2 separate regions of the Homo sapiens genome follow, and region 2 is linked to region 1. Evidence: read pairs that join two places in POLR2A ChIA-PET (ENCODE). Cell type or tissue: GM12878. All regions are shown on one strand. Region 1 overlaps LUZP1 (leucine zipper protein 1). Region 2 overlaps KDM1A (lysine demethylase 1A).

Evidence for each region. ChIA-PET counts read pairs that join two places held together with the same protein. Peaks named below come from ENCODE experiments on the same cell type or tissue, not always from the same donor. Only the 100,000 strongest peaks of a DNase experiment are listed, where the experiment ranks them.
Region 2: POLR2A ChIA-PET joins it to region 1 with 7 read pairs; 9 of 35 experiments call an interaction of 5 or more read pairs at or near these places.

Annotation. Positions count from the first base shown.
Region 1 is chr1:23,117,727-23,120,226 of GRCh38, reverse strand. The region is part of intron 1 of LUZP1 (leucine zipper protein 1); the gene reads left to right. Among named protein-coding and RNA genes, the nearest start is that of LUZP1, 50 kb to the left of the region's middle. In GM12878, no CTCF peak of the experiment used is centred here; no DNase peak of the experiment used is centred here; H3K27ac peaks cover 213 bases.
Region 2 is chr1:23,023,654-23,026,153 of GRCh38, reverse strand. The region is part of intron 1 of KDM1A (lysine demethylase 1A); the gene reads right to left. Among named protein-coding and RNA genes, the nearest start is that of KDM1A, 5.4 kb to the right of the region's middle. In GM12878, no CTCF peak of the experiment used is centred here; no DNase peak of the experiment used is centred here.

The DNA.
Region 1 (2,500 bases):
TCATGTCTATAATTCCAGCATTTTGGGAGGCTGAGGTGGGTGAATTGCTCGAGCTCTGGAGTTTGAGACCAGCCTGGGCAACATGGTGAAACCCCATCTCTACAAAACTTACAAAACTTAGCTTGTTGTGGTGACACATCCCTGTAGTCCCAGCTACTCTGGGAGCTGAGCGGGGAGGATTTGCTTGAGTCCAGGGGGTTGAGACTGCAGGAAGCCACGATTGCTCCACCGCACTCCAGCTTCGGTGACAGAGCACGACTCTGTCTTTAAAAAAAAAAAAAACTACCAACAAAAAACAAAACCTGGACTTGAGCTGGTGATAATAAGAAAAATACTTTTATTTAATGTTATTTGAAAGGGTTGTACATGAGGGAGATGAATTATTCTTTCTTATAAGTTTATATAAGTCCATTTATACATAAGAGTCTTCGTAAGTATAGGCACTTATAATTTTCAGTAGTTTGGCCATTGAACATTTACTGAACTGTTACTGTGTGCCACGTTCTATGCACATGCTTGGATTCAGAGATGAAATACATAATTCTGGCCTTTCAGGAGCTCGGGGTTTGGTACAGGAGAGTAACAAGTAGACAATTATAATACAGAATGATAAGTGCTATACTAGAGATAAACCTAGGGTTTTTCAGAAGGGCTTATTCTTACTTGATTCCTCTCAACATCCTCTCCAGACTTTGTTTAAAAGTTGTAAGAGATATCTTAATGAGGCCTGGAGAAATGAAGCAGTTTGCCTAAGGTCACACCCATAGCTTGTTATTTTTAAAGCTAAAACTAAGATCTGAGTTGTCATACTTGCTTTCACTTTCAGTTATGTCCTAGCTAATCAGGAGGCTGAGGCAGGAGGATTGCTCGAGCCCAGGAGTTCGAGGTTATAGTGAGCTGTGATTGTGCCACTTCACCGTAGCCTGGGCAACAGAGTGATACCCTGTCTCAAAAAAAAAAAAAAAAAAAAAAAAAGAGCTAGTCACATCAGGTCGTTAAAAAAAATGTTGACTGTTTATTTCACACTGTACCAGGCCAATGGCAGTACAAAAGAATAAGGTGGTCTATAATTATGGTGTAGTAGGGATAGTAAGTATAAAAAAATGAGAAATTAGCATCAAGTCAATTCAACTAATACTTTTGTGAAGCTCCACGTTAATTGCTACGGGGAATATAAAACAACATAGGACAACCTACCTGTGGCTTTTTCTTTAGGAGATGGTGTCAGATAAACCTGTAATGCAAAGTAGACTAAGAAAATTGCTCAAGTAGAGATACAGACAAAGTGCATTGGGAACATAGGCCCAAGAATCTTAGAATATTAGAACCAAAAGGACAGGTAGAGGTGATCAGTTCTAGTGGTCTTTAGTTACCATTTTGGAGACATGGAGCCCATTTGGTTAGAGAAATTTGAGGAACCTTGCAAAAATCAGGGAATCAAGTGAAATTAGGATGACAATATAAAATTTTCAGCTGCCAGGAAGAAGAGGACTTGAACTGGAAATAGGCAGCCTTGGATCACAGAAATAGAGTATTGTAGAACTGAGGCCTTTTTAAAGTAAAACCTAACACCTAAACTGGCCAAAGGTAGACCCACTGTACCTATGACAATAACCATGTTTTATTGTGTACAAAGTACTTTCACATACATTCTTCTGTTTGGTCCTTATAATCTTGTAGTCAAGACACATTGTCATTTCTGTGTTACAAATGAGGAAACTATTCTAGTAAGTTGGAGAGACAAGAGTAGAACTCAGGATTCTACTGCCCATTGTACTACCTGGTGTGTGAATGTGAGTGAGTTTTAATTTTAATTTTAATTTTTTTTTGAGATGGAGTCTTGCTCTCTTGCCCAGGCTGAAGTGCAGTGGTGTGATCTCAGTTCACTGAAACCTCCGCCTCCCGGGTTCAAGCAATTCTCGTTGCCTCAGCCTCCTGAGTAGCTGGGACTACAGATGTGTGCCACCATGCCTAGCTAATTTTTGTGTTTAGAGATGGGGTTGCACCATGTTGATCAGGCTGGTCTCGAACTCCTGACCTCAAGTGATCCACCCACTTTGGCCTCCCACAGTGCTGGGATTACAGGCGCAAGCCACCATGACTGTTTGTTTTTATTTATTATTTATTATTATTTTTTGAGATGGAGTCTCGCTCTGTCGCCCAGGGTGGAGTGCAGTGGCGCAATCTCAGCTCGTTGCAGCCTCCACCTCCCGGGTTCAAGCAAGTCTCCTGCCTCAGCCTCCTGATTAGCTGGGACTACAGGCGTACGCCACCACGCCTGGCTAATTTTTGTATTTTTAGTAGAGACAGGGTTTCACCATGTTTGCCAGGTTGGTCTCGAACTCCTGACTTCGTGATCTGCCCGCCTCGGCCTCCCAAAGCGCTGGGATTACAGCCGTGAGCCACTGTGCCCAGCCTCCTGTTTGTTTTTAATAATGTAGACTTTGACGTGAGACATGTTGGCAAGTGTGACTTAGTAAAAGAAGGAGATAGACATAGT
Region 2 (2,500 bases), 94 kb after region 1:
CAGCATATACACTCTCTGGCCTTGACTATTCAAACTGCCTTTTTTATTTTTATTTTTATTTTTTTAAGACAGGGTCTCACTGTCGCCAAGGCTGGAAAGCAGTGGCGTGATCTCAGCTCACTGCAACCTCTGCCTCCCAGGCTCAAGTGATTCCCCTGCCTCAGCCTCCTGAGTAGCTAGGACTACAGGCGCATGCCACCACACATGGCTAATTTTTATAATTTTGTATAAACAGGGTTTTGCCGTGTTGCCAAGGCTGATATCAAACTCCTGGGCTCAATCGATCTGTCCACCTTGGCCTCCCAAAGTGCTGGGATTACGGGCATGAACCACCATGTCTGGCCTGAATTCAAACTTAATTCTAATCACTAACACACGAGTAAAAAAGTCCTCAATGCTGCTCTACCAACCTCTAAGTTCCCTAAAGCTACTTCCATCTTTTTCTGTTAATCCAATGCCATATATTCAAGGTCCACCTCCTCTGAAGATTATTTCTTAATTATTCTAAATTTAAAAAATACACCTGCCAGGTGCAGTGGCTCATGCCTGTAATCCCAGCACTTTGGGAGGCCGAGGTGGGTGGATCACCTGAGGTAAGGAGTTCTAGACCAGCCTTACCAACATGGTGAAACCCGTCTCTGCTGAAAATACAAAAATTAGCTGGGCGTGGTGGCAGGTGCCTGTAATCCCAGCTACTCTGAGGGCTGAGGCAGAAGAATTGCTTGAACCCGGGAGGTGGAGGTTGCAATGAGCCAAGATCACACCATTGCACTCCAGCCTGAGGGAAAAGAGTGAGACTTCATCTCAAAAAAAAAAAAAAAAAATCTTTCATCTTCTCTGAAGTCTCACAGCACTTATGGTCTGCACTTCATAATCTAGTTCAAGGCTGTCTGATAGAACTTTTTGTCATAATGGAAAACTTCTCTATCTGTGCTTCCAATTCTGTGGCTTCAACATGTGCTATATTGAGCACTTATAATGTAGCTAATGTGACTGAAGAAACTGTTTTTAATTTCAATTTAAACTTAATAGCCACATGTGGCTACAGGCTACCATATTGGACAGCAAGAATCTAATGCTCACTACAACCTGGACACAACTCTACAACCCCAACGCTACTGGTCCCTTCAATCTATCTTGTTCCTAGATGATTCCTGTTTCTAATTAAATTCATTTGTCCATTGTTCTCAACATTCAGTTGTCCACTCTGGATTCCCTGATGCTTCTCAAACCACTTCCTTTTCTCCACTGGTAGTATCTTAATTACTGGTCACCTACTAATTATACGCCAAACACTGCAATAAGCATTTTGTTTATATTATATCTAAACTTTACAAGGTAGGGCTTATTTACCTGAGGAAAATGAATCAGAGGAAGATGAAATACTTAAACTCCAAAAAGTCCACCCTTTTCCAGAACACTTTTCTAAATTCTGCCATTTCATGGCCTAGCTCAAGGCCACCATTCCTAAAGGAGTATGGTGTTCGTGAAGTTCCAACCCAATTTACCAATTTAAAACCTTAAATATTTTGCCATAATTTTAGCATACACATGCCCAAAAGTGAATTTATTCTGAAACTAATGAAACTGAAGCTTCAGGGACACTCAATTACATGAACTCCTTCCAATACCCTAAACATAATTTTAATTATGTAATGATATAATTTTGTTAAAGTACAGTCCTCAAAACTGGATAAGCTCCCAAGTCATAAAATACATGCACTTTTTTCCTTGCATACACTGAAGAACTACTGAAGCATGGCCTATCTATACTGGCCTCAGCTTGCTTTTTATTCCTTAAATGGATACTCTATCCTCTAAAGTCTGTTTCCTCTGGATCCCAAGACTGGATAGTTGCTAGCTTCCTAGTAGTTGCTGCCCCAAACAAACACATAACTAATTTTTTTCCTGAAAGTTTAAGAGCTAATTACAATGGGGGATTAAAAAACAGGGTAAGTAAGATGAGTTAAAATAAACACAGGAGAATTACAAAGAAAAAAATCTTGGTTGGGTGAGGTGGCTCATGTCTGTAATCTCAGCCCTTTGGGAGGCTGAGGCAGGAGGAATGATTGAGCCCAGAAGTTCGAGGCCAGCTGGGGCAACACAGGGAGAAGCCATTTCTACAAAAAATAAAAAATTAGCCAGGCATGGTTGTGTACAGCTGTAGTCCCAGCTACTCAGGAGGCTGAGATAAGAGCATCACTTGAGCCTGGGAGGTTGAGGCTGCAGTGAGCTATGATTGAGCCACTGCACTCCAGCATGGGTGACAGAGTGAGAACCTGCCTCCAAAAAATTAATCAGTTAGCTAAAAAAAGAAATCTTTCTTGTAGGAGATAGCTTAAAAAATAACAGTAAAATCTAATAGTGTGCCCCAAACTTACAATCTGCAGATTCAACACAATCACAATCAGAATCCCAGCAGCCCTTTTTGCAGAAACTGACAAGCTGGTCCTAAAATTCATATGGAAATGCAAAGCATTCAGAACAGCCAAAATAATCT